Linked DNA regions of Mus musculus: region 2 is linked to region 1. The links are chromatin loops, found by intact Hi-C in ENCODE. Cell type or tissue: heart. All regions are shown on one strand. Links, peaks and the distances in the headings refer to the core of each region. The heading gives the core; the rest is flanking DNA. Region 1 holds the start of Gm52145 (a long non-coding RNA gene). Region 2 has its middle 75 kb from the start of Gm52145.

What was found. Hi-C counts contacts between places; a loop is a spot of excess contacts. Peaks named below come from ENCODE experiments on the same cell type or tissue, not always from the same donor. Only the 100,000 strongest peaks of a DNase experiment are listed, where the experiment ranks them.
Region 2: it touches region 1 in a loop (2.1-fold over the local background); 2 of 42 quality-filtered maps call a loop at or near these places.

The regions. Positions count from the first base shown.
Region 1 is chr14:55,430,986-55,447,596 of GRCm38, forward strand. Gm52145 (a long non-coding RNA gene) reads left to right here and starts at 8,182. Exons shown (of 3, transcript XR_003951215.1): 1 at 8,182-8,321; 2 at 12,443-12,564; 3 at 12,797-13,657. In heart, for the core only: a CTCF peak has its summit at 7,657 (motif pointing left); no DNase peak of the experiment used is centred there; H3K27me3 peaks cover 471 bases.
Region 2 is chr14:55,356,212-55,372,822 of GRCm38, forward strand. No RefSeq gene overlaps it. Among named protein-coding and RNA genes, the nearest start is that of Gm52145, 75 kb to the right of the region's middle. In heart, for the core only: no CTCF peak of the experiment used is centred there; a DNase peak (open chromatin) is centred at 6,330; H3K27me3 peaks cover 489 bases.

The DNA.
Region 1 (16,611 bases), core at 5,102-10,101:
CTAAGAAGAGGCCACCTCCTGTAGCTAGGCAGGAACTCCAGTGGAGCAATAGAGACACCAACCCACCCACAAAACTTTCAACTCAAAAGTCATCCTGTCTACAAGAAATGTAGGCACAGAGAATGGAGCAGAGACTGAGGGAATGGCCAACCAATAACCAGCCCAACTTGAGACCCATCCCATTGGCAAGCACTCATCCCTGATACTATTAATGATGCACTGTTATGCATCAGACAAGAGCATGTTGTCCTCTGAGAGGCTCCACACAGCAGCTGACTCAGACAGATACAGACACCCACAGCCAAACAGTGGATGGAGCTTGGAGACTCGTATGGAAGAATAGGAAGAAGGACTGCAGGCCCCCCAAAGGGATAGGAACTCCACAGAAAGACCAGCAGGATCAACTAACCTAGACCCTTGGGGCTCTTAGAGTCTGAACCACCAGCGAAACAACATACACGGGCTGGACCTAGGCGTCCCTGCACATATGTAGCAGATGTGCAGCTTGGTCTTCATGTGGGTCCCGAACAACTAGAATGAGGGCTATCCCAAAAGTTGTTGCTTGTATATGGGATATGTTCTAGCTGGGCTGCCTTGTTTGGCCTCAATAGGAGAGGAAGTGCCTAACCTCAGCAGTCTTGAAGTGCCAGCTGGGGGGGGGGGGGTGGACACTCCACTTGCTCAGAGGAGAAGAGGAGGGGGAAAACATTGTAGGAGGGGGTCACCAGGAGGGGGCAGTGGCCGGAATACAAAGTGAATAAGTAAGAAAATAAAATGTAATTTTTAAAGAAATCTCACAGAATCTCTTTTTTGACTCTTGCTTCATTCTTTGTCAGGGAAGGTGCACCTTACCTTAGGCCACTTCACCCAAGAACTAAGATAGTTTTCCAGTTCTTGGCAACAGATCTATGGGAAAATATCACCCTCTGTTTTAAGCAATACTGGTAGTCCCTGTTGGGTTATGACACCCACATCTTACTGACCGTGGCTTAAATGTGACAGGGATTGCTTGAGATCGAAAACTCACTTCATGTCTTCCTTCAAGGCAAAAAACCCGGAGTAGCCTCCACAGGAGCTACTACCTCTGCCCCAGTGTGACTGGGCATCTGTGTTCTCTTCTCTGCTCACCCCTAGGCCCTGAGGATTGCGAAGAGCAACATTCTGCTAACTTCTGAAGCACGGCAAATGGTAGAATTCTGAAACCGCTTTGTACAACTTGACTTCCAGAGACCACGTGGACATCAGCTTTACTGCAGGGTTAAAGTGCAGCTGGGAAAATGAATGGAGAGACTGAGGCCACGTGGTCTGGTCTGCGCAGGCTCCTCTGTTCGATATCATGACTTCCGGTTTAGTGTTCTGACGGGATTCCCGAGTGTGTGAACAGAGTGGGTCCCTATTTCCTGTGCCTTGTCTTTGGCTCTTCTCCTCCTGCTTGTTGTTTTATCCAATTTTGCTGTATTAGGTTTTGTTCTACCTCCTTTTTCTGATTGATTTTTGTGCTAACCTGACACAAGCTAGAGAAGAAGGAGCCTCAATTGAGAAAATGCCTCCACAAGACCCAGCTGTAAGGCATTTTCTTAATTAGTAATTATTGGAGAAGGCGTAGCCCACTGGGGTTGGTGCCATCCCTGGGCTGGTGGTCCTGGGTTCTATTAAAAAAAAGATGAGACACGGAGTATGACTAAAACTAAATGGGGGTGGGGTTAGGAGCTTCCCTGCAGACGTGGTTATTTTCAACAGAGACTTCCAAAGACTTCTGAGGGACAATCCCGGTGATGGGTGATAGTGCAAGCATGAGATACAGAGTGTTCTTATGTCTACCACAAAAGAAGGGGATGAAGCAAAGGAAGAGGAAGCTAGGGAGATGGCCAGAGGCAGATCTGCTCAGCCTCGGGATGAGAAGCCAAAGAATTTGCCGTAAAATCCAATGGAAGGAGCTGAGGAGATGGCTCTGTGTGTAAAGTACTTGCAGAATGAGTAAGAGAACGCGAGTGCAGACCCCAGCAGCTCCTTACAAGCCAGCACAGCCCTACAGTGGGCAGAGACAGGAGGATCCGAGTTCACTGGATGGCCAGGCTTGCCAATTACTGAAAGCCATGTTCAAGGAGAAACACTGTCTCAAAAAATAAAGTGGAGAACAACTGAGGAAGATGCCAGGTGTCAACCTCTGACCTACACACACACACACACACACACACACACACACACACACACACACACAGAGTCTGTCGAAACACAGCAAGAGCAGAATGAGGAACCATTCATCTAGGTCAGAAGATAGTCTTGACCACTGGATGTTGAGTAAGGCAGAAAGCAGCTCAGAGCTGGCTCTTGCTAATCCCACCAGATGAGAATAACACCACTACCACAGTTTTTGTGCCAAATTTGAAGCAAGCTTTATTAAATACTGGCCAGGTCCCTACCTGGAATTCCCAAAGAATGGCTGTGAATTATATTAATCCAATGTTTATAAAGGTAAAACCCACAAGGCTATGTATTTCCCACCTTCATCCAATTGGGAGCAAGCACACATCCTGATGTACTCCCTGCCTACATAGCTCCCACCTACATGGGATCCAGCATATACTGTAGATCTTAAATCCAGAAGTGAAACCCTGCGGCTTGTTATCTTACATGAACAACAGCCCCCAGCATTCCAGGAAATTACCTGGCCTTGGGCAAGTGAGGCTTACAGGTTAAAGCATTTTTGTTTTATAGATCTCTTAAGTGCAGTAATTTAAATTTTAAACATAACTTTAGACCTCACACTCCATCTTGGGTTACTACCAGGGTAGTCTTATTCTCACTGGGTGGGATTAACAGTAGTTTAGGTAGGTAGATTTGTTTAGATCTCCTGTTTGTAACTTTCTCTGGTTCCTCCCAGCTCTGCCCAAACTACTCTGTAACTCAGTACCCTTTGGTCCTAGCGGCTTGTTAATCCCACCAGTGAGAATAAGACCACTACCACAAATTTAAGTCAGTTTTGAAGCAAGCTTTAATAAAATACTGGCCAGGGTGTCGGGCTTTAGCCAGGTTCATTCCAGGGTTCTCAGAAAAAAAACGGCCTCAAGTCAAATTGCAGAGACTTGTAAAGGCAACCCCACAAGCTACATATTTCCCTCCAGGTTCAATCACGAGCAAGCATACATCCCAATATAGTTCCTGCCTGCATAGCTCCCGCCTACATGTGATCAAGAATACCAGGTGCAGTTGGGTCAAACAGACTTGTCTAGGGGAGTGAGAACATGGCTTATTAGCTTGCATAAAGTAGCCTCCAGCATCTCAGGGAGTATCTGTCCTCGGGCAAAGGGCTTGCAGTTTAAAGGAAATTTTCTTTTATGGATCTCTTAGGCACAATAATAAAAACTTTAAAAATGTAACTTTTGCTCTCACAAGGTATAAACAGATTCTCAGATGAATACCTTCCTACTACAGCATTGCTTACCAATCACAAGATTTTCTCGCAAACGTCCTCAGCATGGGACGCTTCTGTCACTCATGTCTGTCTAACTGAATTCATGGGAATTTCTGAGAAAGCTTGAATCAGAGATATACCCAAATCAGATTTGAAGAGTGTTAGATTTCTGAGGCAGTGCAAAGAGACAAAAGGCAGAAAAAGATAGACATCTGACCACAACAGACTGGACTGTTTATTCCAAACAGTGAAGGACAAACACTCTGCAGCGGGAAAGGGTGTGCGTGTAGTGTGTGTGTGTGTGTGTGTGTGTGTGTGTGTGTGTGTCTGTGTGTCTGTGTGTCTGTGTGTCTGTGTGTGTCTGTGTGTGTCTGTGTCTGTGTCTGTGTGTCTGTGTGTGTGTGTGTGTGTGTGTGTGTGTGTGTGTGGTGACCAGAACTCTTTATAGAAATGAGATGGCAGTAATGTTTGCAGCCATATGGAGCTGGGACAGTTCCTCTATCTCTCTTTCCTTGTATTGTCTACTTGAAGCAAGATTACTTGGAGAGATAACTTTAACTCTGCAAACATTTCTCACTGAGCTGATTGAGCAAGGGCATGTGTAGGAATCCTGTCTTGTGACTGGAGACATTCTGTCAAAAAGAAGCTTGTGGCCAAACCAATGTCAACACCAAAAGAAAATCAGCCTGCTCCCATTGTAAGACCAGGGATGATATAACCAACTGTAGTAAGAAAATTCTGGCTTAGAAAGAAAAGTTCTTCTTGTTCCAGCCCGGACGCTGTCCTGCTGTGTCCTCCTGCATCTGAGACGGAATGAAGGAGAAACAGAGTCATTTACCGGCCTCTAGTTTCTGACAACTCCACAGTTTCCAGGAAGCTCTATTATAGGAAACACAGTGGGATCAGATGTGAGGGCAGTGGCTTAACCCAGTAGTTATGCCGCATGGAACTCAGAGTTCCAGGAATACCTAAGAATATAGCCATGCAACAATCCATGCCTCCAATGAATTATATGTATAGGCATGAGGGGGTGTCAAGCTTAATGAAGGTCCCGGGATCCTTCAGGTAAATGGAGTCACTACTCCCTTGATGTAACCACAGGAATATATAGTCTATATAATGATATAACCACTTTTAATAATGAATATCAGGTTTTTGGATGCACCAGGGATAGGAACAGGAGCAGAAGCTAGAGAGGCAGCAGAGGACAGGGACCACAAACACAGCAATTGTGGGGATGTCCTTGGTTCATTGACAGAAATGCCAGGTTTCTCTCTTCTACCTAAATTAGCACTGAAGAGTGCTGGAGCTATTCCTGAGGAAAGGAATGAAGGATGGTAGCTGAAACTCCAGTTCAGACATAAATAATATCTTCTTGTCTAGAGAAATGGCTCGGCAGTTGCTGCTCTCCCAGAGAACTCAAGTTCAGTTCCCAGCACCCACATCTTGCGACTCACAACGACTCCAGCTCCAGGGGACCTGATACTCTCTCCTGGCTTCCATACATAGGCGCATACAAGAGACACAGAAATAAAAATAAAACAAACTTTCTTCTCTTCTAGAGGACAGCATCAGAACTGTGTCTCTAGATTTTCGTAGTGAAAATGGATAATACCCAGCAACCCACTCCAGCCCGTCTCCTGAATGATTTTAGGCTTACCTTCTCAGAGGGGTTGATCATACAGCAACAGTTTAGGCCCATTGAAGAAAAACCCGTGTCTTCTGGGCAAAAGGATAAAGTCTCTAGCCTTCATAGAGGCCTAATATTCCAAGCTACCCAAAACCTAGACCAGTTAATCCAGATGGGCAGGTCAGTAGCCTGGCGAAGAGACAGCCCTCAAACCACGCAAGGGAGACAGGTGGAGTAGTCATCCCTTCAATAGAGAATGGATTTCTTTTTCCTTCCCAGAATTCTTGCCCCCTCGTGCAGTTCCCGTGATGCTGGCCAGAACCTAAATGTGCTTTTTCTGACACTCCCTTACTCTTTCTCTAAAGCTACACACCCGACCATGTGGCTGCCACGTGGCTGTCCTTTGTGCTGTCTTAGCTCAAACATCATATGGCTTTTGGGCCTCCTCTCCACTCTCCTCCCAACAGCTTCTGACATTTATAGTTGCCCTCCTCGGGAATTCTTTAAACACTAATAAAACTGTCCCCTTTAAATAAATTTGGGTTTCACTTGACTTTCAAACCTTGCTTGCCTTTATTCTTTGATTGTTGGAGAAAGTGAGCCCGTCCTTACACCACTAGGTTTTATGAACAAGAATTCTTGGGATGCTGTGCCTGTGCCTGCAGCGGCTGATTGGCTGGCTCGGTGGTATGGGAATGTCAGTGGTTTAGGAAGTTGAAATGCTTCAGATCTACAGTTCAATTACAGTTTATCTTGAGCCATGTTTAGCCTCCTAACAAGACATCTCTTACCCACCTATGTGTCAGACCTAACATCTTGATTAACAACCTTAAGAAAAGAAAAGATATATTTTTCTACCAATAAAAAGTCTAAGAATGCTATCAGAGAACACGTGAGGCCTATAACTGAGATGCTCCACCTGGCTGTGATGCCTCTCTGAGCTTTCTGCCAATGTGTTTCCAAGAATACCTTGATTTGTAACATTTCTTTGTTCTGTTACTATGAAAGCTTCTAGAATCTGCTTTCACATCGGAAGATGGAATTTGGGGTAACCTAAATGTGTCCTCATACCATGCTCATTCATATTTGGCTCCAGAATGAATCTTATTTCCTGTTAAGGTGAGGTCTGTGGTTTTGCACTGACAGTGGTATCAGCAGACATCCATATACACTCAAGTGTACCCCCCTTTCTTCATAAGCGTACTTAGAAGCCGAATTTCCGAGACAAAGGACCTGAGTCATCCTGGCCTCTAACTCTCAAGGGCAGCCAGGGCAGCAAATGCCAGCAACCACCATACAAGCCAGGCTATTAAAATAGCCATCATATAATAGTGTGGGTGCTCTGTCAGTGTAGACACGTGCCTGGGGTTGTGTGTGCTGCCGCTGCTCCTGAGAAGTCTTGAGTTGCAGAGAGATCGGATGTCTGAGACGTCTATGACTTCACAGGTTAGCAGATCTACGCTAGTAACTTCTTATGGTGTTGGGAATTGAACCCCCAGCCTCAGACATGCAAGACAGTAGTTGCTCTGCCGCTGAGGTAGACCCACAGCTTTCTTTAATCATTTCCTTATGGTTTGCTCACACGGCTGTTGGCAAGAAGCTTCAATTCCTCAACACCAGACATGTCCATCTACAGATGTGTCTACCTGAATGTCTTCACAGCATGGCCGTTATCCCAGAGGTGATGGCTTGAGAAGAGGCCTCAGTCGCATTAACCCTCACACTCTGACCTTAGACAGCACAAATCGTCAAGCTTTACCTTTCGAAGAAAACAGCATCAAATATTCATAAACACATTTTTAAGCCACTACATACAGAGAGAAGGATATTTTCCTCAATACAACTGGCCAACTGAAAGCAAAAGCAAAAAGAGGCTTTAGTTTTCCTAATTCTTTTGTAATAAGGATCTATTCTTATATTTGAATTAAGACAGAAATGTTAGAATATATTTTTTAACTGGGAATATAACTTTTGAATTTGTGGCAACCAAAGAAAACTTGTGGAGTGTGAGATGTCGTCTAGGGCATCTGCATTTGTTGCTTACTGTCCCCCTCTGCCTCGGTGTCTCCTGGCTAACTTCACCTTCCAGACACAAAGAGCGAGAAGCAAGATGACCATTCCTCCAGCCTCTCACTCAGATGGCCCATCGTTTTCCTAGCACAGAAACAAGGAGTCAGATGACTGCATGCAATTTGAGAAGTGAAAGGTTTGGGGAGAGGGGGTTTCGGGGGGGGTCGTTAGAACTGTTACTTTATTCCTACATCTTCATTCAGCCACAATTTTATTTAATGCAGAAATGATCTTCCTCTCATTAGTGGCTTGGCTGCAGGCCCTGGCTGGGACACAAACATCCCAGGAATGTTCAAGAAGACCATTCCATCTGGGCCTCTGAGTCCATTCCCCATCTTTATCTTTGTAGTCTCAGCAACTAAGGCCCACCTGAGAATCTCGACAGAAACAGGGAACATGAACACATGGGTCAAGATCTGGCAATATCCGGGCAGAGAAACCACAAGCAGCCAGGCAGATCTGTCCTCCAGGGGACTTGGGGCTCTCCTGAGAGTCAAAAAAAGTTTCTGCCCTACCTAGTCCTTTGCTGACCCCTTCAGGCAAGGGAAGGAACTTCAAGCCACGCCCATGCCTGACCCTGCCTCTACACCTTTTCCCCAGGCTTCAGGGTCTCCAGACTCCACAAAGTGTGGGAGTCCAGCCTGTCAGAGAAGCAAGTAAGAACAAATGCGAGCTCCCCTGCTTTCAGCAAGTGTTTTGTGTATGCAGATAGCCCCTCACTTTGCAGCCTGAGAACTAACAACGCCGGGGGCATCAAAGACATTGCTAAAGACACATATGCACACAGGTACACAGGCCATATTTAAGTCTGTGTTTCTCATTTGTTTATGATTCTCCCCTTTGGAGGAGCTCATATAACGGATAATACCCAGTCTTGAGATAATTTTGGATTAGTCGGCATGGCTTCCACATATTGAGCCCCTGCTGGTGTGGAACAAGGCAGCCACCACAGAGGCTTAGACAACAATAGCCTTACCTGACTCCATCCGCTACCTCCCCCATCCTAAAGCCTCTCTCTGACCCCATCTGCCGGCATAAAGCAGCTTCTAGTCTCCTGCTTTTCTGAGGAAGAACAGCGAGACCAGAGCCTGAGATCCACAGAGCTTAGAAGGTCCATCCTCCCTTGGGAATCAGAACACTATAGCAAAGCTCCCTACAGGTGGCTGTACATGTTGGCTGGGATCTGAATCCTACAGAGTAATCCAGGTGAGGATTTTCCCGAGACTTCACTATTCAGACCAGAGCCATCATTAAAGATAAATTAACAAACCACAGATTGAAACCTCTATGATAAGGATTGGCTCTACACAACATGGCCGTCTCTCTCACAGTCGCCTGAGCTTTTTCCTCGAGACAAAGGCTGGCTTGTGTGAGAGAACGCTAGATGCATGTAAGCTGATACCCTGAGGATGCTTTAAAATTCTGCACAAGAAAGCACACAGCTAATGATTTCTGCACAGCGAGCTTTTTCCGAGAGTGTCCAACCTGGAAAGTGCTCCTTCTCTTCAGGAGCCAAGGCTGCCTATAAATCCCTCCGTGCAAACAGAAAGGGATAGGCTATTTCCAGACAGCAGGTAATGGGCATTTTTTGCAGAATGAACAATATGCCAGCTATGGGCAAGCTACATATTGGTCCCAAAGGTAACTATATTAGTCCTTCAAGCCTGTAACTATTGTCTTCTGTGATTAAAAAAAAAATACTTTACATGTATGATTAGGTTAAAGATCTTTAGATGGGGATATTGTTCTTATTTATCTGACTGGGTTCATTTGGGTTGGGTTGGGTTGGGTTGGGTTTTGGTTTATTGGATTTTTTGAGAAGGGTTTATTTGTACAGCTCTGACTGTCCTGGGACTCACTCTGTAGACCAGGCTGGCCTTGAACTCACAGAGATCCACCTGCTTCTGTCTCCTGAATGCTGAGATTAAAGGTGTGCACCACCACTGCCAGGCATAACCAGGTTCTAATGTACTCACAGTGTACTTAAAAGTGAGGGAGGAAAAGAGAAGGTGACTTTACCATGGGAGAGAAAGTATGATGCTCCTCAAAGATGAGGCAGTGTCTCCAGCACACAAGACAGAAGACGAAAAGAAAACGGACTCTCCCCTAATAACTCTCAGAAACACCAGCCCTGTCAACACATTGACTTTATCCTGAGATTAAGCTCAGATCTCTGACCTCTGGAAGTATAAGAACTAATATATTGTATTAAGCCAGTAAATACATGGTGAGTTATCACAACTGCAATGGGAAACTAATACGCTGTGTTTAGCCCCATCACAGCGTGTTGCTTTTACCAGCTTCCTTGGGGTAGAACCGAGACATGAAATTACATATGTTGAAGGTGCACAGCTTGATATATTGGCATATGCATTCATTTCTTCCACACTTCCAAAGCTCGTCCACACTCCCTGTAACCGCTGAGGCTCTGGCCTTCCCACAACCACTGGCTTATGTCCTGTCTCTACAGTAGTGGTAACATGGATCATGAACTGTAACACTTTTATCTGACTTCTTTTACTTAGCCTAGTTGTTTTGAGACTTGTCTGGGTTGCTGTGTTTATCAATAAGTCTCCTTTTCTGATGTGCACTGTATTTGGTTTATGTAGTCAACTGCTGGTTGTTTCCATCTGGGGCACTTGATTGTTTCCTTGAGATGGAGCCTGGAGGGTTGTTCAAGTTGTCCAGGAACTCGGGTACCTCCTCACTCTGCCTCCTGCTTGTGGGATCCTGAGCACATATTACCATATCCAAAGGGGTTTGTTTGGTTTTTTGTTTTTTTTTTTGAGCCATTTTAAATGAAGAATTTGCTATGCAAATTCATGTAAAAGTCTATCTGGGCTTCTTGTTTTCTTTCTTTAAAAAAAAACAAAAACAAAAAAACAAAAAAAACAAAAAAAAAACATATGGGTGCCAGCATTCTTTAGCAATCTGTTTCTTTTTTTTTTAAGATTTATTTATTATTTATTATATGTAAGTACACTGTAGCTGTCTTCAGACACTCCAGAAGAGGGCATCATATCTCGTTACAGATGGTTGTGAGCCACCATGTGGTTGCTGGGATTTGAACTCTGGACCTTTGGAAGAGTAGTTGGGTGCTCTTACCCACCGAGCCATTTCACCAGCCCTGCTTCTTGCTTTCTTAAGTAAATATTTATGAGTGCTCTGATTGAACCATGTAACAGATGTGTGTGTGTGTGTGTGTGTGTGTGTGTGTGTGTGTGTGTGTGTTTCTCTTCAAGACACCGCCAAACTGTTTTCCAGAGTGGTTGTTCTGGAAAACACTTTTATGTTCTCAGTAACAGCAATATTTCTCACATATTTTAAAAACTCATTATTTTACTACTTGAAGAATATCTTCACCCCTAAATAAGGTAAATAAACTTAATATTACTGTAGTGAAGGATATGGCTATAAATGTCACGTGAAGAGATGAAGATTAGAGAGAGAATAAGAATAGAAAGAAAAATAGACAGATGAGGGAGACAGAGGGGAGGAGCAAAGAGGATAAGAAAAAAAGGTCAGGGAGAAAACCAAGGAGTCAGCCGGACCCCGTGGGGATGTCATAATTAGCCAAGGGACTGTCTTCCAAAGGTGTACATGAACTTAGGAAAGCAACCATGCCTACTGCCTTCATTACCATCTCTTGGCCTGAACCCTCCTAGGAAAAGGACACCCTGGTGCCCAGTGCAAGTAACTATAAGGACAACCCACCCAGTGAAGTGGGGTGCAGCCACCTATGTAGAAACATCCAGAACTGGAAGGCATGGAGCTTCAATAATTAGCACCTCCATCTCTCTCACACTTCACCCCCACATCCTGTTGGTGACATATGTCAGCTAAACCCAACCAGACACTAGAAAGCTCGAGTCTAGAGTCTATAGACATTCATTTGGGCCAGGTTTTGTGGTCTAAGAAAGATGGAAAGGTTAAAAAGTAGATCTGGACTGGCAAAGAGAAGATTCCCGATCCAGAAGGCAACACAGGAAATTGACAAGATGCTAAGCTGCCTTATCATCTCTTCCACTAATGGCATGAGAGGACAGAGGAAATAATGCCTCTGTATTTATGGTATGTGGGGCTGCTCATTATGCACCAGAATTCTGATTCATCTGCCAGCAAGGGCCATAGAGTTTAGCTGAGCACAGGGTATGTGTATTAATTCATTGCTCTTGACAGTGGATGTAATGTGACTAACTGATCAGGTTCCTGGTACCTTAACTTCCCCAGAATGACAGACTGTAACCTGGAATTGTGGCACAAATAAGCCCTTTCCCCCTCCAGTTGCTTGTGCAATCATTTTGTGAAAGCAAAGGGGAATAAACCTAAGACAGAAGTGGACTTGAGTCCTGAGTGTGTCCTCATGTTAAAGGAAGAAGCTTCCACACTGTGAACGGTGTCCTGAGAATGTGGATATGGACTGGGGCAGCCGGTGCCTGCAGCAGGGAGGCCTGAAAACACACACACACACACACACACACACACACACACACACACACACACAGCTTGTGGGGAGGGAAGAGGCGCAGCATGTCTTTAATCCTGGGAGGGATGCTGGTGACAAGGACAGACTCTCTTGGCAGGTGATTTTTCTTCATCTTCCTCAGATGATCTATTTTGGGGCTAATCATCTCCATTTTATTCATTCCCCAGTGAAAACTGCTGACAAAAATCAAGATGATCAAACAAAGATGTGTACATGCTCTGAGCTACTGAAGAGTGGGAGGCTTTCTCTGAACCCTAAAATATGTGTTCCTTAAATTTTATGTAGGTTTTATCTTTCTGCAAGTGAGCTGTAATAGACATTATTAGATCATCTTCATGCAGATGGAAATGCTGGACTCCTTTATTTTCGCAAACATTGCCCAATAGGGATGAGTTTGCAAGCCATTTTATACATAAAGCAGACACCGGAAAAAAAACTTCAAATGGTTGGTGGCAACTTTTAAATCTGAATTTGGGTGAAATTCTCTTACTTGGGAGCATCAGGCCAGTCTGGATTCCTTGCTGTCTTGCCTCAAACCCTCTGAAGGAGGAAGTTGTGAGATGAGCTTAGTGTCATCAATTGCTTCTTTCAACTTCTACAGCCCTACAAGCCAATGAAGCGGTACAGATCTGACAAGGGGGTCGCCTTGGTCCCCACGTGTTGACAGGCAGAATAATAGTCAACGTGGTTTCCTTAAATGTGAACCAATCCAGGAGAGTGGGGAGAACACAGAGATTACAGGGTTAGCATTCTGAGTGCAGCTGTTCTGCTGGGTAGTTCTGTGTTCTCAGGCAACATTCATTTACTTCAAGTATCCCTATTTCCTATATCTCTCCAACAGGGGATTTTAAGACTGATTCACATGACGATAGCCATAAAACCACTCAACAGAAGCAACCCTAGAGATGGCCATAGCCCAGGAGAGGGATAACGGGATCATGCAGGAAATATTGCAAAATGAAGGTGAGAACTAGCCTGAAACAGTGCATCGGGGATACTATACCAATATAGCACAGTAATAATTGTAGGTCTCTCATATGACCTATGTAAGATGCCCCAAGTTCCTGGCTCTGATATCTGTGTCAGATACAGTTTTCTTTCAACTTGTAGATAAGGCCTTAAATCCAGTCAGAAAGTGGTTGGTTACTCCTAAAATATCCATGCCATGATTGTACCAACTGACATATCTTTCCAGGCCAGCAATTGTTGCAGCTCACAAAGTGCACACTAGGCAAGACTGCTCCCTACGTTTCTCCTCTGGTAGCATGCACATCACCTTCCAGCACTATGAATTCTTGCCAGTAGTGATGAAGCTCCCAGGTCAGTACCAGCTTGAATTCCTTATGTCTTGTGCTCCTATATATGACATCTCCGGCAATAGTTTTACCGCCAAGTTCTGGGGGTAACCAAGAACATTGGCAATATCCAGTAATTTGGGGTATCTATGGGACTTCACTGAACAACAACTCCAAAACAGGTAAGCTATTCCTGGTTATGGCTTTTCATTTGTTGGCCTGTGGTATCTGGTAGGGTTGCCCTGTTACAGGGTAACTCCATTGAATATCTATTAATATGTGTGCATGTGGATGTTTTAGGAAGCTTCTACAGTAGTAGGTTTCCATATGACTTTCTCAAGATATCTTTAATGTTACTTATCTGTCTCTACTCTAAACAGGACGTGTATAACATAGCACCCCCACTCAAGGTTTAGGAATCATGAAAGAAAAGAGGACAGAAAGATTGTAAGAGCCAGAGTCAGTGGCCAACTATAAGAACACTGTTTCCTAGACTCAGCAAGGCACATAAGCATCCACAGCAGCTAAGACAATGCACATAAGAGTTGCAAAGCTCAATCCAGTCGAAATCTCATTACAGAAAGGAGAGGTGGTAGCAAAGTCCCACCTGCAGCTAAGGAACAATGGCAATTGATGGCTGTGAAGAGGGAGAAAGTCAGTTGACCATGCTCCACTGAAGATCACACATCCAAGAGCATACAGGAACACAGCGCTTGGTGTGTGAGTGAACTAAAAAGGAAAAAAAAAAAAAGAAAGAAAAAGGAAAGTAAAGGACATGACTGTTCCTAGGTATGATGGAGGATGAAGTTTATTATAGAGATGTGGGAGAGCAGAGCCAGAGGCAGACACAGCCGGGAGAGTCCAGAATGATCATGACCAGGCTGAGCTGGGCCATGTGGGACATGGGGAGGGGAAGAGAGAGGAGAGAGAGAAGAATGAGCTGCAGCAGCCAGGTCAAAGGTACCAAAGGGGCGAGGAACCAAAGTGTCTGGATTATACAGGGAAGAGCCTCTGGGGGAAGGACAGCCCAGCCCCTGGGCTGGATGGAGCGTTCACAGTAGTGGGCAGGGTATGCCAGCCATATCCAGTAACAGATAGGGACTAGGGGATGCTGGGAGAACCTGGAGGCCAGGTCTGCTTTGTTATGTTAAATAGGCACCTCATCTGTTTGTCCTGGGCTTGAAACTTAACAATGTGTTTCTTATAGAAGAAAAAGAGAACATAAATGTGTGTGGACAGGTAAGGGGAAGGAGTGGATCTGGTGGGAACAATGGGAAGGAGTGAATATGATCAAAATATATTATACAAAATTCTCAAAGGAGCTGATTTTAAAAATTCACTCATAAGAAAAACAACATCTGCCCATCTACTGGTCCCAACACTCTTCTACTCTCTACCCTTCTTGGTCCAGCACGCTCATTTAATCACCTCGCTAAAAAATTAAAAAACATGAACTGGGCATGAGATCAATTGCTGAATATTTCTTAAGAATGACTATGCTAAAAATTCAGATTAATAATGAGCAGGAAGTTCTAAAATAAAGGAGAGAAAAATACCTCTTAGCAGATGCCGACTTAAGACTTAGTATGACCCCTTCCTTCCTTCCTTCCTTCCTTCCTTCCTTCCTCCCTCCCTCCCTCCCTCCCTCCCTTCCTTCCTTTCTTCCATCCTTTCTTTCTTCCTATTTAAGTTTTGTTATTCTTTAAGATTTTTATGCAGTATATTTTTACCATATTCTTTCTCATTCCCATCCCCCAACTCCTCCCTCCCCAACCCACCCAACTTTATGTAAAAACAAGGACTGGGTAGACTGCTCGGTGGTTAGGAGCACTGGGCTGCCCTTCCAGGTTGTTGCGCGCACTCAACAGGCCAGGAAGAACGACGCTGCTACAGGATCCTTCTGCACACATTTATTCAGTCCTGTTTCTTCTTTCTCCATATATCTCCCTTGTTTATATCTCCCCTGTTTATATCTCCCTTGTTTTTATATCTCCCTTGTTTATATATCTCCCTTGTTTTTATATCTCCCTTGTTTTTATATCTCCCTTGTTTTTATATCTCCCTTGTTTATATATCTCCCCCGAACCCTGGGCCTCTCACTCTTTTATACTCTCTCTCATCCACGCACCGCAGGCCATGCCACCTCACCAGGCACGAAGCTTCAGCTAATCAGGGCAGCAGGGGCAAATCTCCACCAAATTGGATTCACCTGTATCCTGGTACACCTGCGCAGCACTCAAGATGTTTGTGTCTTATATGAGGAAGTCAGGTGAAAGTCATATGACTTAGCTGCAGTCCCTGGCGCCTTTAGGACTGCCGCCACACCTGCTCCTAACAATTCCCCCTTTTTTCTTTTTTGGCAGAGAGAATGTCTGTAGATAGCCCCCCGCAGCCATGCCCCTTACCCGTCCTTGGGTGACAAACAGCATTGGTTTGATCCCTGTCTTAGGTTGGTGACATGCCCAGGGAGTCTTATCACTGACTACCTCTCTATCATGCCAAGCCACACCTGGGGAGATTGTGTTTTGCTTGTGGCAGGTGCATCAAAAGGCCAGGATATTAATTAACCTATGGCCAGATCTTAATTGCTGCAAGCAAGCCTCATGGGTGAAGGTAGAGGTCTGATCCCCAGTGTGCAAGCATAGGGGCCCTACACAAAACCATCCCTTAGGCTCATCACCCAGAGAGGTCTTGGCCAGCTCCCGTGTCGTTTTTCCTGGGGGAAGGGAACTAGGACACGGAACCTTCATGCAATCAGACGTGCCTTCCACAGGATGCCAACAGAACGCTATCCTCTGTGCAGTGCTTAGCCTCGCACCCCATGGCATAACGCAGCATAATTTCTTTTAGAGCGGCAAACCGAATCTGAGGAGATTGTCCCGCCTCCACTGCAGCAAAAGCCTACGCTACCATGGCGAAAGTGCGGGCCTGCACACTCTGCACCTAACACATGTGCCAAACACAAAACACACACACACTATAACAAGCATACATCCCAGGGCTCTCATCCCCGCTCATCTTCCCTGACGCAAGGGATAGATGGCCAGCGGGGCTATCTCTTTAAGGGGAATTCAGGGATCAAAAAGCGTGGAAAAATTTGAATGTCATGTCGAGCTGGTATCGGCTTCTGGAATAACGAAAGGATCTCTCATCTTGGCTCCATCCTTTGTGCTTGTGGGATCATCCACCACATCCACAGGGGCAACTGGATCAGGAGCCTCATTCTTGCAGCGTCTCACCAATCTCTCCGGCACCCAAAGAGGTTCCGTCTGGTCCTGTGGAAACACACAAACAGACCCTCTCGCCCACGTCAACACCTGATCTACTCGATCCCCAGGGGAGATGGACACAATACCTCGTGGTAATGAGACCATAACCTCAATCACCTGTGTGTCCATCTGGGAAGTCAATATGAGAGTCAAGTTTTCACTGCTGAGGAGGCATAGGGAGGAGGCACAGAAGCTAATTCGCCTTCCTCCTCCACCTCGGCTCTTTTATTTTGTCCTTTCTGTCCACCTGATAACACTGTGTCTCCTTTCTTTTTCCTTTTTCTTTTTAAGCCCTTCTCTTCCGACATACTTTCTTGTTGCTCTGTAAGGATTTTCTGACCTGTCTTGACTGCCTCTTGATTCAAACAGTAACAGAGTCCATATATCAGAACAAACAAGACCAAAACTATCAGACCTACCCACAAAGGGTCAATGGGAGAAAAAAG
Region 2 (16,611 bases), core at 4,145-9,144, 76 kb before region 1:
TAAAGAGATCTGCAACCCTATCGGAGGAACAACATTATGAACTAACCAGTACCCCAAAGCTCTTGACTCTAGCTGCATATGTATCAAAAGATGACCTAGTCGGCCATCACTGGAAAGAGAGGCCCATTGGTCAGGTAAACGTTATATGCCCCAGTACAGGGGAATGCCAGGGCCAAAAAATGGGAATGGGTGGGTAGGGGAGTGGGGGGGGGGACTTTTGGGATAGCATTGGAAATGTAATTGAAGAAAATACGTAATTAAAAAAAAAGAAAAAAAAACTATTTGCTTTTGCAAAGCCCCCATGTGGCTGTGGAAAGAGATGACAAGATGTGGATTTTGCCCTTAAAAACTCCATGTTAGAGATACTGGGGGCCACATCTACGTCCCCAAACAATTGGGTGTGTTCCCAGCTAGATGGAGTAAAGACTTCGAATTGGCTTTATCTGAATGTAAAGCCAATTGAAACTATCATCTCTGGTGAGCTCCCCATAATAGTAGGGACTCTAAGATTGTAGGTCCTGGCCATCAGTGCACTGTAAAACTCATGTGGGTCTCAGTTCAGGTTTTCTTTTTACTGTGTTTCATACAAACAAAACACAACACAATGCAACACTTGGGAGCCCGAGAGGCTACCTAATAGTTAAAAGTACATATTGCTCTTGCAGAGGACCCAAGTTTGGTTCTCAGGACCCATATCAGGTGGCTCACAATTGCCTGTAACTCAGCTCCAGGGCATCTGGCCACTCCATAGATAGCTGTACTCATATGTATATGCTCTCCAACACACACAAACACACACACACACACACACACACACGCTTAAAATGTTTTTAAAAAATAGTTTCAAAAAAGAGACCAGATTTTAAGTTCACTACAACCCTGAGAGGAGTGCAGAAATTCCCACATACTCTAGACCATCACACCATCATTTCCACCAGAGCAGGAAAGTCATCACTGATGAGCCTATGCCGACAGGACATGTGTGAGGGCTAAAGTTATGTCTTATATTTTAATTACTCTGCTTAAGAGATCTATAAAACACAAATGCCTCTAACCTGTAAGTCCCACTTGCCCAAGGACAGGTAACCTCCTGAATGCTGGGGGCTGCTATTCATGAACGACCACAAGTCAAGTGTTTTCTCTTCTGTAAACAAGGTTGGTTGCCCCAGCTGCTCAGAGAGTGCTTGGTCCCATGTAGGTGGGAGCTATGGAGGCAGGAAGTACATCAGGGTGTGTGCTAGTACTGGACAAAGATAGGAAACATGTGGCCTGGTGGGGGTTGCCTTTATGAACATCTGACTAACTTGATTTGTGAGCCGTCTCTGGGAATCTTGAGTCTTGGGTACTGACCTAGCCAGTATCCTGACTTTATTTGATAAAGTTTGCTTCAAACTTGGCTCAAAAAATATGGTGATGGTCTTATTTTCATCTGGTGGAGTTAACACATAAGCCTGGATGTCCATGGTTTACAGCAGGGCCCACTGCTGAGAGTTGTGCCATTTGAATAACTGTGATATAGTGGCATGTCTTTGTCTAAACTATCATACAGAGCAATTTCATTGCCCTAAAATCCTCTTTACCTCCCCCGCTCATCCCTCCCTTTACCACAGCATTCCATACCCACCCACTGGTCAGCTTCACTGTCACCATAGTTTTGCTATCCCAGGATGTGACACCCTTAGAATCACAGTGTCATTTCCAGAATGGCTTCCTTCACTCAATCACACGCCATCAGTCTTTCTCCGTGGATTTTCATGGAGAATAACTTTAATTTTTTGAGCAGTAAATAACATTCCTTTGTCTAAGATGGTGATGCAGCCCAGTGTTTGAGCACTTGATTTCTGAGGCAGGGTAAAGAGACAGAAGGCAGAAAGAGACAGGTGTCTGACCTTCAACAGATGGGACTGTGTTTATTAGCACACACAACAAGCAAGGGTCAGCCTCTCTCCTGTGGGAAATTGAGGGCTCTGCCAAGGGGAAAAGCTGACTGTGACCCTGTGTAGGAGCAGAGTGAAGGGCTTAGAAAGAGGGGAGATGTTGCAGTTTCTCTCCTGAAGCTTCTCCTTCCAGAAGTTCTTTGCTTAAGGCAAGACAGGCTGTCTCAGCTGTCATTCCTTTGTAGGATGACTGTACAAGGTTTTCCTCTTTGGAATCCTGTCTCACTACCAAGGCAATCTATGAGTGTGCAGCCCCGGGTTCAATCCCCACCACTGACAAATAAACACACAAATACTACTATCAAACTTCCTTAAGCAAATAATATTATTCCGTTGTCTGGATACCCCATAGTTTACTCCCCTACCTACTCAAACAGTCATGATGAGTGAGGATGAACGCCCACTGCTCACACATATGCAAAAAACCTGCTTAGTTTTGCAAAGAGCCATCAAATTCTCTTTCAGAATTCTGTGCATTGTGCTTTCCCAGCAGCAGGGAACAGCCACTCCTGTTGTTGTTCCACAGCCTACTAACATTAGCTGCAGCCAGGAATTTTGGGTTTGGCCTTTCCAATAGGTGTGTTGTGCTGTCCCTCCATCCTCTTGTCTTGCATTTCCCTGGTGAGGAAAAGACTAGAAAACCTCTAAACATGCTTGTTTATCATTTGCATATCTCCTTTGGTGAGGTCTGCTTAGATCTCTAGTACATTTTTAATCTGGTTGTTTTCTTACCACCAAAGTTTTAAGAATCCTTTGAATAGTGTATATATAAATCTTTATCAAATAGATACAGATTACAAACAATTTCTTTTAGTTGCTGAGTGAGGAGAGGTGGGATAGAATAGGAAATACTTGTCATTCACCTGAAATTCTAATTTCTTGGCGGTGGGGGGGGGGGGGTCCTGTATTTGCTAAATCTGATAATTGTAACTTCTGTGCCCTCTGAGTATTTCTCATGAGCTATGCCTCAGAAATGCGACATGTCTATGTTGGGTTTTGTCAACTTAACACACAAACCTAGAGATATGTGGGAAGAGAGAATCTGAATTGAGAAAATGCCTGTGAGCAATCCTGTGGGGAGATATATATATATGTGTGTGTGTGTGTGTTTGTGTGTGTGTGTGCTGAGCCATACCTGGGGAGACAGCCAGTAAGCAGCACATCTTCACAGCCTCTGCATCTGCTCCTGCAGCCACTAACTTGTGTTCCTGCCCTAACTCCCTTCAGGGATCGACTGTGGTCTAGTACAATGAGTTACTAGATTATATGGTAATTCTGTTTTTAAGTCTTTGTGGAACCACAGTGCCTTTTCTACGTGGAGGTGTTCAAACACTCACGCTGTTAATTTATTAAAGAATCCCTTGGCTTTCTGTCCTCTCAAGATGAGTGTCTTCTGGCCAGACAAAGCCCCTGGTGGGGACTTGCCACAAACTACTGTTTGCGGAAATATTGAACACTGATGGGAAATGAGAACCAGCATTGTTGGCTACAGTGCTTGCTCCCCATCACAGATTTGTATGCACTCCACTGACATCCACATTGTCCTTAGCTCCCTTTGGTTTAAATGGCCAACTTCCTTAAGTCATTCTTATCTCAATATTCTGCTAAACACTGGAGAAATAGGAGTCTGCAGAGATGGACAAGAGTCCGTCGTGTGACCCATGTACTCTCTTCTGTGCTGTCCCCAGATGGCCCAAAGACAGAAGGACATCTGTCCCTCTCACTTAATGTCAGTCAGTGACACTTGCACCAATTAGTATCAACCATCATCTACAGCCAGGCCATGCATTTAACCAGCCATTCCTTTTCATTTTTTTAATTATTGATTTTATTTTTGAGATTATAATACAATCTCATCCCTTTCTCCTGCCCTTTCTTTCCTCCAAACTCTCCCATAACCTTTACATGCTCTCCTTTAAATTCCTGGCCTCTTTTGTCATTAATTGTTGTTACACGAGGATCTATATGTATTTGCACATATATATTCCAAAGGATAGCCTTCCCAATCTGAATAATGGTACTTGTATGTATGTTTTCAGGGCTGACCATTTGGTCTTGGACAACTGATTGGTGTCCTCTTTTCCCCAAGCTTAGACCATTTCTCCTGCTCACCGCATTCCTAATGTCTGTAGCTCTTGGTCTATAGTTGAGACCCTGTGGGCTTCCCCCCACCCCCATCTCCTTTAGCATGTCTGGTGCTGGTGTTTTTGTTCAGCTCATGTTTGGCAGCATGTTTGGCAGCATGCTGGTGAGACTTTATGGGTATAACATTTGACATTACTCGGACACATGATCTCACAGTTAACTCCATGATCCCACGGCTCTTACTGTCTTACTCCATGATCCCACGGCTCTTACTGTCTTTCTGCCTCTGCTCTGCTTTGTTTCCTGAGCCTCAGATCCAGTTTATAGATGTATCCATTAGGCCTGGGCTTCACTGCTCTGCATTTTGATTGGCTTTGGTTTTCTGCAATGGTCTCCATCTGTTGCAAAGAGTTTTCTTGATGAGGGTTGAGGACTACACTCATCTGTGATTATAAAGATAAATATGTAGAATTTTACATTTTTTATTATTTGAGAATGTTACACATCCATACAATATATTTACCAGCTTCAACCCCCTCCACACACACAGTCCTTCCTTAGCTCCCCCAGATGCACCCTCCAGTCCCACCCCTCCTAATTTCATGTTCTCATTTTCTTTTTATAAATCACAGAGAGAAATTTGCATTGCCCATATAATCATTGGTGTGGAGCCATCAACTAGATAGTGGTAGACCTGCCAAGGACCACTCTTAAAGAAAACTTAGACTCTGTTAGGTTTCAAACCTGGGACAAATGGCTGAGGTGCCTTTTTAAGATATCAAAACAGACCTGGCCACCAAGTTCTCCCAGCATCCCTCAGTCCCTACCTGTTACAGGGTGTGGCTGGTATGCCTTGTCCCATACTTTAAACTTCTCCAGCCCAGGGAGTGGGCTGCCCTTCCCCCAGATGCTCTTCCGGATATAATCCAACCATTTTGGCTACCCACCCACTTGGTACCTTTGACACCACCCCACCCTCCCGGGCTGCTACTGATTCCCCAGCTCTCCCTCCTCCTTTGATCCCTCCCCACACAGCTCAGTTCAGTCTGGTCATGTCCATTCTAGACTCTCCTAAGTGTCACTGCCTCTCTGCTCTCCGGTATCTCTATAATGAACTTTCTCCTCCTCCATACCTAGGACCAACCATATTCTTTTTCTTTTTTTCATTCACTTCTCCTTTCCCCAGAAACCATCAGCTATCATTGGTTCCCCACTATTGGTAGGGTTTTGTGAGCCTTCCCCACTCTCAGCTAGACAGCCATTCTGTATTTCATATGTGCGTACTGTATTTCCTCATTTCCACCCTCTCTTCTTGTTCTGACTCCTCCGATGTCTGTGCATTCTCTCATCCTTTTCTTCTTTAGTTATTTTTGTCACACATACAGAGCACACATGTATGTATACACATATGTATATATGAATGGAGTCTGCTGAGCCCATGTAGTGTTGCTTGTGTGTTTAGAGCTGATCCCTTGGGATTCAGTGACCTATCAGGGGGCTCATTCCTGGAGAACACTGATCCCCCACCCCCCTCAGCAACCATTACTTGCCTGTAACTCTTCATCAAGGAATGGGCTCTGTGAGATCTCCCCATCCATGCTGGTACTGTCCTTACGTAAGTCTTCTTAGGAGACCACAGCGTTAAGATGTCCCAGGTGCAGCTCCCTGACATACACAGAAGACAGTATCTCACAGCAAATGACCTGGTCCTCTGCCTCTTATAGTCTTTCTACCTCCTCTTCCACCATGCTCCCTGAGCCTTAGATCTTAGGGTTGTGTTCTTCAATTCCTCAGTCACACTGAGCTCTAGCAAATGGAAGGTTACAGGACGTAAAAAGTAGCCATCTTTGTCCTGTCCACCAGGAATAGCTGTTACAGTCCAGCAAGGGTCTCTGGCCATGGAGCTGGAAGCTGCTGGCGCAATCTTTTAATGCGTTTGCTAAGAGCGCTCACCCAGTGGTCACCCCCATCACTACTATGACAATCATCACAGGAGTGGAGAGGTCTGTGTGGTTGGCACTGTTCTATCAGTCAGGCATCAAAGAGACACTTCTGTGTGCCAGTGGAAAAGGTTTTAATATGGGTAGTTGGAAGCTTAAACCATGGTAACAATGGCTGAGGGAGCAATAGAAACTGCTGCCTCTTCCACAAAGTCAGGAAAGTTGCTGACAGTCTCAGCTGCTTGCAATCGCTAAACAGGTGATTCTCAGGAGGTTGCCCAGAAGCTGAAGTGAATTGCATGCACATCATATGCCCAAGCAGCTGCTCACAGCTGCCAACCAGGGTGCTGACTCCACTTCTGCATCCCTTGTCCTGCGAGAACCTCTAATTAGCAGATTCCAACCCAGAGCCAAATGCAAAAGTGACATTGGCAGATGACGCTCATGACTCTCCTGCAATGCAGGGACCAGGGACAGGGACAGGAAGACGCCTAGCTGACAATGGCAATCTGGTAAAAACAAAAAACAGGTTTAACCAAATACCTAGATCAAGGGTAGAAATGATGCAGGAGCGCACCAGAGCCCTGTGCCTCACTGAGCTGTGTGCTAGGGAAGAATCCCACAGACACCCAGAAACCTTAGGGAAATTAAGTCCAAGCAGATGTTATGGCTGAATAGTTCAGCCAGCTTTTACTTTCTTCTCAAATGTCAAGCTGCTTAGAAAACTCAAATGTAAATCTGACGCACGCATAATTCCCACGTAGCACAGCTTGTCTTTTGGCAATGCCCTCAAGCGCCTAGACTTTCCATACATAGCTCAAATTCAAAACTGCAAAGTCCACGAGACAGCAGTCGCTTCCTCTCTCCAATGCCTAAGTCCTCCCCTGGGGTAGCCCTTGCTAGGGCTCAGATCCTCCCTGGTAAATAATACAAAAATCCACCGTGTTCTGTTTATATTGTCACCAGAGAGCTGGGGGCCTGCATCTAAGGTTGCACGTGACAATCATGCCATTGTGCAAGCAAAATGATACACAACTGAAAAAATGACACTTATTTGACCAACATCCATGGTATTGGGAGCTACGTTGTTATACTCCCAGGTGTCTAAGTGAGGAGACAGAGATGATGGTGAAACAGATAAGGGGAAGATAGTTAGAGAGGAGATGGATGTGTTCAGACTAGCTGAGTGTAAGCTCTTCTCAGGAGACCCAGGTGGAGGCAGCCAAGAGGTCTGGGTCCAGGATTCTGTGCGCTCCTTTTGCTGACAATCCTGTCAACTCACTGTCAGCTCCACCCTCCTCAGAGCACCCCCTTTTCCTGGAGGACCTTCACACCCTGAGAGCAATGCTGCAGCTCCACCCCCCTGAGGGGACCCTACAATCTGTCTCCCTCTCCTACCCACCCCTCCCTCATTCCTCTTGCTGTGTCGGCCACACCTGGTTACCATACCTGTGAGAACTTGGTCATCACAGAGCAATCTCTTGATAAATATTGATTGAACTGAACTGAATTAAACTGAAGGGAAAGGGCAAATTTGCTTAAATTATTACACGTCTGGCTGCTTCCGAATCAGACTTAAGGAGAATCTGAGGAGTCCAGCCTGAATCAAAAGCAAAATCTACCAGCTATTTCCGAGGTCCTGGCTCTGTGCCTTCCAATTTCTTATGTCAACTCAATCCTAATCCATGGGAAAACAAAAAACATCAATAACAACAACAACAACAGCAGTCCTAATCTGCCAGCTACCTGCAGTGACTCTTGGAGAAGCATCTAGGCAAACATGACTGTCTACTAGCAGGAGACGACTCCCTTCCCAACTTACCGATTCTGCTAATGACTGTGGCCTCCATCTTCCCTTTTGATTTGGTTAAGAGGTTGTACCTGGGGTACAAGCTTGAGGTTTCACCCCTGTTTACAACCAAGAAAAGTTTCTTCTGATCCTTGTACTAGAGCAAGAACAACCTCTGTACCCGATCTCGACTCAGCCTACCTCGGCCAAGCTCCTGCTTCCAGCCTGGTACTTGGATGAAGGGTGCTGATCAGGTATAGACACCCTCTCCTGGGGTCTAAAGCTCACAGAAAACAGAACAGAGCAGGGTGGGATGGAGTCAGAGGGCTGCAAGTCTACTCTGTCATGTTGACACTGAACCACAATCCCCAGCTGTGGTATTCCCTCCTGATTGGGCTTCTTAGAAACCAGAATGCAAGGGGAATCTTGCATGCTAACTCTTCCCTGAGGGCAAAGCAGCAGAACTGATGGTTAGAGGGCATCGGATGAGGCAGAGAATGCAAGTGAAGTCCAGGCTGCTACTGAGCTGTCCACAGATCCCAAGAGACAGAGCGGTGTCATAGGCATCGGTGCTAAGCATGCCACTTCATATACATATGTCCTACAGAATGGCAGAAGGGAGGGTGCTTAGGACCATTTCAGGAACTGTGTAAAATCATACACTGATCTCAAACTAAAATTCATTTAATGACCTTTTTTATGGTGCTCAAGTCAGCAACCCAAACAGCAGTTTTTAAAATCCAACATCCTAACAACACAACCCAAGGATACACTAATTTGATACATGCTGAGAAACGACTGTAGAAGACTATTAAATCCTTGTTTTACATAATCAAACCATTATATCTCCATAAAGGCAGAAAACTCTGCATGTACATTTACAACACTGTAAGTCAGAACTTACAGTAGTCTCGAGTCTGAGCTGAGGTGCTTGAGGGAGCATTGGTTGGTCCTGGCTTAGTGTAGTAATGTGCTCAATGCTGTGTATTCAGAACCAAGACCGCAGTGAATCAGGGTCTTCTCAGTTGCAGGCCCTGGAGGACTGTGGGGTGACTGAGATTCCTGTTATGCATTGGAGGGGTCAAGTCCTTGATGCAAAGTACAATGGAGAAGATGGGATGAGGTCTTGGGAAGCCACAAAGCTGCTAGGAGGTTTTTCTCACTTTCTGAAGAAGGCTCCTCCATCTTGGTTCATATCCCTTGTTGCTCTGACTTTCTGATGCTGACCAACACCCGAAGATCCTGTTCAAGCTCCTATGACATTCTCTAGGGCAGGTTTATGGATGGCAACAATCAATATTTCTAGATATGATCTATGTATCCTCCCCCAGTCCAAACAGGCTAATAAACAGGTTGTGAGATTAAGTTTCTTTTTGATCATTTATGAAATGTCATGGATAGCTTTGGCCCAGTTTATTCCTTAGAATTTGACCACTTGGATAAGTTCTTGGACCTTTGAAGGATTTGTAAACCAGCTTTTGTTGGTCACATGCATCACCTCTGCAGATAAGTCAGCTCTCATAGAGTCTTCTTTACTTTCAAATACTATCATATTATTAATATAGAACCAAGAACTTGAAAGTGTCCAAATATCCTTCCACCAAATTATAACAATGGATGCTAAATTCAAATAACCCTACAGCAATTTAATAAATCTAAGTTGGAATTCTTCCCAAACAAAATCAATCTGTCATTGGCAGTTTTCCAAAACCAAGACAGATAAAAACAACTCAGTATTATCTGGCTAAATCACTGAGTATCCATTTGATTAGCCTGCTGTGCATTGTGTGTTAATGAGCGATATCAGAGATTATTGATGCTGTGGTTGGCACTACTCTATTTTAGCCTCGACCTCCACTTTATCAGTGTCCCTACCTTGATTAAGTCAGCAGAATATTGCCACAGTCATTCCAAACTCAGGGGGCACATTACCTTTGCCCTCCAAGTTTCTAAATTCTTCCAAATAAGAGGAAAATTACAAAAGCCCTGTCAGTACTGCAAACAGTCAACAGGTACTTCTAGTCTACCCAACTGTTTTCAACAGCTTAACTATCATTATTACAGATGATAACCAGGAAATTTTATATTTAGTTTAATCTTGTTAGTTTGAATTTCTTACATACCCAATGAACCAACTCTGTAGGGGTTGAGTCTACCACTTCTAAATTCCATAGAAACTTGGTTTAGTGGCTGATACAGTTACAACTTGTAGCATGGATAACCAAAACTTGCCCTTCTATTCTGTCTCCTCCAAAATCTCATATTGTGATCAGAGTTGATCTAGTGAGTCCTATTACAAATGCCAACTATAAACGTTCCCTAACTATGAAGCTGGGACCTAGTTCATCAGATGGGCCTCACTTATAGTTTCATTTGCAAGTTTGGGGATTGGAGACCCCTAAACTATGCTCACTTTTAAGGAACAATTCATTAGAAGGATGCACATAACTCAGTGAGAGCTATTGTACTAACAAAGGACACTGATTAAAACCAGCCGTGGAAAGCACACAGGGGGCAGAGCCCAGGAAAGGAAGCAAACGTGGAATGTCTCACTGTCCACAGGGGATGGAGAGAGCACTTCTTTCCTGACTCGGATGCAGGAGCACACAGAGCATTGTCAACACAGGAAGTTCATTACATCTCTAGCATCTAGAACTCTGAACCATTATCAAAGAGGTACAGATAGAGCCACAAGGTTGACCTCAGTGTCCAGCATACCAGGAAGCCGAGCTGATACCATGTGAGGCAAGGCCCCTCACTCAATCACCTCCTTAGTGTGGCTCAAATACCTCAACCTAAATCACAGTGTTGCCATTTGGCTGGGCCAAGGCCTGAGGGGCACAAAAACACTTCTACCAGACAAAGCATCCCAAGGTCTGTAGAATACTTTCCAGAAGATGAGGGTGGATACCAGGCCTCTTTCGGGACATCTTTCCTTACAGTCCAGCAGGTCTCCAGTTTTACCAAAAAAAACAGAAGGCAGGAAGTTGGCTCAGTGGGTACAAGTGCTTGTTGGACAAGCACCAGGACCTGAATTCAGAATCCCCTGTACCCACACAAGAAGCTGGACATGAGCACATCTGCACATGAGCACATCTGCACATGAGCACATCTGCACACAGGCAATCGCAGAGCACATCTGCACACGGGCAATCGCAGAGCACATCTGCACACGGGCAATCGCAGAGCCTTGGAAGGCAGAGACTGGAAGATTGCTGGGACCCTGTCTCCAGGGTAGAAAGCAGAAAGTGATGTAATAGGATACCCATTGCCCCTTCTGCCCTATGGGAAAGCGCAGTGGCACACACACTCATGCCACCACATGCATGCATACGCACACAGAATTTCTTTCCACACAAGCACAGGCCCGAGAGGAGGATGCTCCTTCTGCATCTGGATACCTGCTCACCCTGAGAGCTTGTCTTTGAGAGACAAGGAAGAAGTTTGTGAATTGAAGAAAATCACATGCGGTTCCACTTGTGTATCCTAGTAGGGGCTGAATTCTGTGAGAGGAGAGATACTTCCACCCAGGGGAAAGCAGTGAGATCTCTGCTGATGTCTCGTGAGCAAGCTTCCTTGTGCTTACTTAACAACTACCAGGAACAGAGGAAGAATGTCTGGAGGTCTCAGGTCAGAGGAAATCCTGGTGTTGGTTTGCTTGCTGGTCCCGTAGTCACACTGCCTTCTGGTGTTAGTTTCCTTTCCTGTGGCGGTGATGAACACCTGGACAAGAGCACCTTAGGGGAGGAGGGATTCATTTTAGCTCCCAGGTCCAGGTTAACTGCTGATCTGGAAATGAGCAAAATGCGAGCAGAATATTTGGTGTTGTACTCTGAATGGTCCATCACCAGCTTTCTATATGTGAGTGCTTGTCCCTCCTCACCTGCCTAAAAGATGATTCTCTGAGATTATCATGTTAAAAAGCAAGCTTCCCTGAAGAAGATGGTGTAGCTCCCCCCCCCCCCTGTCAAAAGGCAACCCAAAGGGGTGGATCCAGTATTGCCCTGCTGCTGATTGGTTCAGACTGGAATGTGGCTTTCTGTAGAATAAAGACTGCAGACCAATAGCTGCACAGGAAGCAGAAGACAGGACTTCCTGTTAGGGAGGCAATGACTCTGGGAAGAACAAAAAGGGAGGCCTTTTTACCAGGATACACAAAAGGAGACAGACGTGACAAAAGGCCTGGGAGGTATAGCAAGCCATCTGGCAGGAACTAGATAGTTGGATTGACTTAAATGAGCTAGCTGAGAGTCTGCCCAGCTAAGGCCTAAACTTTGAAATAGTAAAATAAATAAATAAATGAATAAATAAATAAATAAATAAATAGATTTTTAAAAAGGCCTTGGTGTCTTTACTTTTAGCATTAGATCCTACAACAAAATATCATTCCTCTAAATATATTTATGTGTCTACCTACAGGTCCATCATTTTCAGCCTTGATCAGATAAGCTCCTTTTTGCTGTGGACATCACAGACTCATAACTGGTGAACGCGCTGAGAATAAATAGCTGTGGATGCTTAGCGCTAAACGGGACATTTATATCAACCTCCAAACCTTGCCAAGGCTCCGGGGAGGACACGGAATAGAGGGAAGAAGTACAAGACCCAGAGATTTTGGAGGGGTGCTGAAAGGCTGTCCTCTGGCTGTGACATGGCCGTTGTCCTCATGGGCCACAGTCGTTGTGAGTACCTGCACAAGACCAAGCCAGTCAGTATTCCTGCACGGAGGACAATAGCTGAGGAGTTATTGACAGTTCATGGCTACTGGAAGAGGGAAAGTCATCTTTCTTAAGGGGCAAGGCTCCTGCTATGTTGTCCATGCTCCTGTGAATGGCCCTAGACCCATGAGTATGCAAGAGGCACTAATTGCACTCAGTAGGTCCAATATTCTTTTTAAAGAAGAGCATATGAAGTAGGAATCCAAGAGTAGTTGGGGGATAGGCATGATTAAGACATATTTTATATATCTATAAAATTTCTCAAAGAATAAATGCAAAATATTATAGAAAAAATCAAAGAACAGGGACTGATATGGTCTGATTTCATGAGAAAATGCAACTTATATATACTTTCACAGGTTTGTCCCAGAGTTCAGTATTATGCATTCAAAATCAAGCATTAGTTTAGGTAAAATTTTAGACCCATGCACATGTGTATACAGCATACATAGACATACAAATTTTTAATTGAGAATTTAAAAACTGAGACAGTGGTAGGCGGATTTCTGAGTTCGAGGCCAGCCTAGTCTACAAAGTGAGTTCCAGGACAGCCAGGGTACACAGAGAAACCCTGTCTCGAAAAAACAACAACAACAACAACAAAACAACAACAACAACAAAACTGCACCTGCTAGGTTTTGGGTTTGCTTTTGTTTTTTGTTTTTTGGGTTTTTTGGGGGGAGGGTTATGGTTTTGGAGTTTTGGGGGGGGGTTGTTGTTGTTTCTTTTTTCTTTTTTGCCTGTTAAATGAAAATTACAGCATGCCATTGTTTTGGACTAAGCTTATGGATTAAACCCCAACAGACTAGAACAAAACTCAAAATGGAGTCACTTGCACTAAAGTGTTATATTACTGAGATGAAGTTGTTACTGGATTGCCCAAAAAATCAGAAGGAATGACAGGTAAATTCTTAAGCAGTCAGCTGTTGGTCTGTATGAGAATAACGTTCCCTGCTTTAATCCTATGAAAAAATACATTGGTTTCACCTGTGTTGACCAAACATTTGCTTCTCTATTGTCTCCCTGTTCTCACATTAGAGTAGGACAACTCTGAAATAACCAACCCACTCTTAGCTGTTTGCCTCTGCTTTCTTCACACACACGCACGTGCACATGTACACATGGGCTCACACAAACACACATATATATGCTTCCACAAACACACACACACATGTGTGCTCTTTGCTTATAAACACACCTCTCCTCCTTGTTGGAACACTTAATTATATCTTACAGAATGATGTTACCCAATTCTAGAATCACAAACATAACCCATTCACATCTTTAAATAACTTTAGTTTTGTCTTTTGATAAAGCCTGCTCATCTCACTCAAAAAAATTGCTCATGTCTTACTTTTATTCATATTTCTAGTTGATTAGCTTAAAACAGTGACAATTTCTTCATATAGCAAATAACATTGATTATCACTCTTATTTAAATAAATCTACAAAGCTGACCTTTCAAAAAAAATGTCTTAGGCGGGTATTTAAGGGAAGTGTATGATGCTTGACTTAAGATTTTTTTGAGATTTATGGAGAGGAAGAAAAAAAAAAGACTAATTTCAAAAAAGATTACCTAACCTTTAGCTAATTGGTTTTATTCAAGATAGATTATCTGAAACAGTCAATGCTGTTGGCTTTCAGCAGGAGAAACCATTACTCTTGCATAGAGCATATACCATGTACTCATTAGCATGTCTGGAGTTAGAATGTCTGATCAAAGATTGGAGCTCACATAAAATTTTTTGAAAATCAGCTAGTATTTATAAAAGAAAAAAACGGAAGTCCCTTCACTGACTGGCATGCAGAAGAAGATATACCCCGTGGGTATGGGAAACCACACAAAAGGAATAGACTACTGTTAGCCACAAACCTACAGAACGGTGTCATTCCCTAACCAAAAGAGCATGGGTGTTGATCTGTGGCACCCACACCTTATCGTGGGGTTGTGACCAAGGCTTAGATGTGACATTAGTCATCTGGATTCCTCCAGACCTAAAACTTACTTCATGTCTTCAAGACAGAAACACTGAAAGTGTCCCCCACAGCAGCAGCTGCTACTGCTGCCTCGGTGTGACTGGTTTTCTGTGCTTTCTTCTCTGTTCACTGCTCAGCCCCAAGGATTTGGAAGAGCAAACTGAGCCAGGGCACTCAAATGGCAAGATCTGTTATGAAATCATTTTCCACAACTTGAGCTCCAAAGATCACATGGATGTTAGCTTTACTGCAAGATGAACTGTAGTTGGGAGAATCGTTACATTTTCATGAGTTTCTTTAATCCTGAACTGCAAAACTGCTGTTAAGTAAAGTACACTCTGTGCTCTTCAGAAGATCTCCGCGACACATCTACACGGAATAACCAAGTTACAATGTGGTTTCTGGTGTGTAAACACCTTTATGTAAACATACCGTAGATGGTTCTATCAGTCTCTTGACTAATTATGTGTTCAGAAACAGATAAATATAAGCTTGCACTTGTGCTAGGTAAGAATTGTTGCAAGGCCCCAGCAGGCAGAAGCCGGATAAGTGGAAGGCTGTCCCACTTCCGCCTCACTCTGGCACCATCCTGCAGGTGCCACTACAATGAATGAATGAATGAATGAATGAATGTGCTATGGAGAAGTTGCAGGGCTTAAGCTGGGGAGAGAGGCAGAACTAGAGACATGAGAAAGGTGATAGGTGTGAGAGAAGTCAATAGTGGAACTCATGGTCATTGCCCCGTGTGGTCAACAGGGTGGTGTGCTGCAACCCGGAGCTTACACAGATGCAGACTCATCCCCCACCATGCTCCCTACAACACAGCGGGCTCTCGATGACCCCAGCTCTGGGCAATGATGAAGGCCCAAGATAAGAAGTGGCTCATTTCCTGGATTGGACCGCCTCAAAGGAGAACCACCGTGGTCAGTGGTGCTACTGAGGACCATGAGGGTAGGTGGTACTTATGCAGCTGGGGCAGGGCTGGAGGTGTCCACCACTGTTCTTCCTGAAGCCACATTGATGTTTGTGGAATGTGCTGCCCCTGGGGCCATATTGATGTGACTGGTCTCCGATGCCTCCTGAGGCCATGTTGACTTCTGCTCCATGCTGCCAAGGGCCATGGCTGGGCCCAGGGTCCTACTGCAGCTAGGGTCTGTGTTGATATCCGTGGCCTGTGTTAGCCACTGGCAACCATGCAGATGTTCTATGCTGCAGCCTGAGTCCAAGTTAATGTCCATGATCCAGGCTGCCTCCAAGGGCCTTGTCTGGGTCTGTGGTCCTACTGCAGTGGGAGGAGGGGAGTGGAGGGGCATGTTCATTGTCTGTGCTGTCGCCAGAAACTATAACTGAAAGGGCAAGGAAGCTATTTGGCAGTGGTGTTGAAGAGCAAAGACACACAGCTGAGAAAGAGGGACATGGAAGTCTTCTGTAACAACACCTATCCCCCACCCCACCCCTCAAAGTGTAACAGTCTAAAAGGGAAGCCATCAACCAGAACTTTTAAAGATTATGATGAGGATGCTGAAGTGTGGCTCTCCACAATTGATGACTTCTGGCAGGGGTGCAGGGGGAGGGGGGAAGGACTCAGTTTCTTTAGGGGGCTGGCCACAGGGGGCTTTACTGTGCCCCAGTAAGCATATGGACAACACAAATTGGATCTTTTAGTTGTTGTTGTTGTTGGAAAGGGGGTCACAATGGTGGGGGCAAGGGGGCCAGACATGGAAAGGACTGGGAAGTGAGTGTGATCCTGTGTATCATGTGTAATTCCCAAAGAATCAATGAAAATAGTATTTCAAAAAAAGAAGGGGGGGGGACAAGAAAAAGAAAGAAAAGAAGGGAGTAAGAAAGGGAGAAATACCTACCCCTCAAAACAAAAAACAAACACATTCAAGGAAAGGATTTCACCCTCTGGACCTCAGAACAGTGCTCGGAGCAGCTGAGAAAGCAGGTGCTAAGCCATAGGGATCTGAAATTTCCTGGTCTGTGTGAGTAACTGCGGAATTTAGAAAGACCAATACGGTCTTTAATAAAATAAATCAGAGCAATGAAATTAAATTAAACTCTTTAAAAACAAAAGAAGAAGAATTGTTGTGAGGCACCAGGCAAGACCACTCGGACATGGGTTCAAGCCAGCAGAGAGTCTTCAATAGCCAGCCTGAAACTAT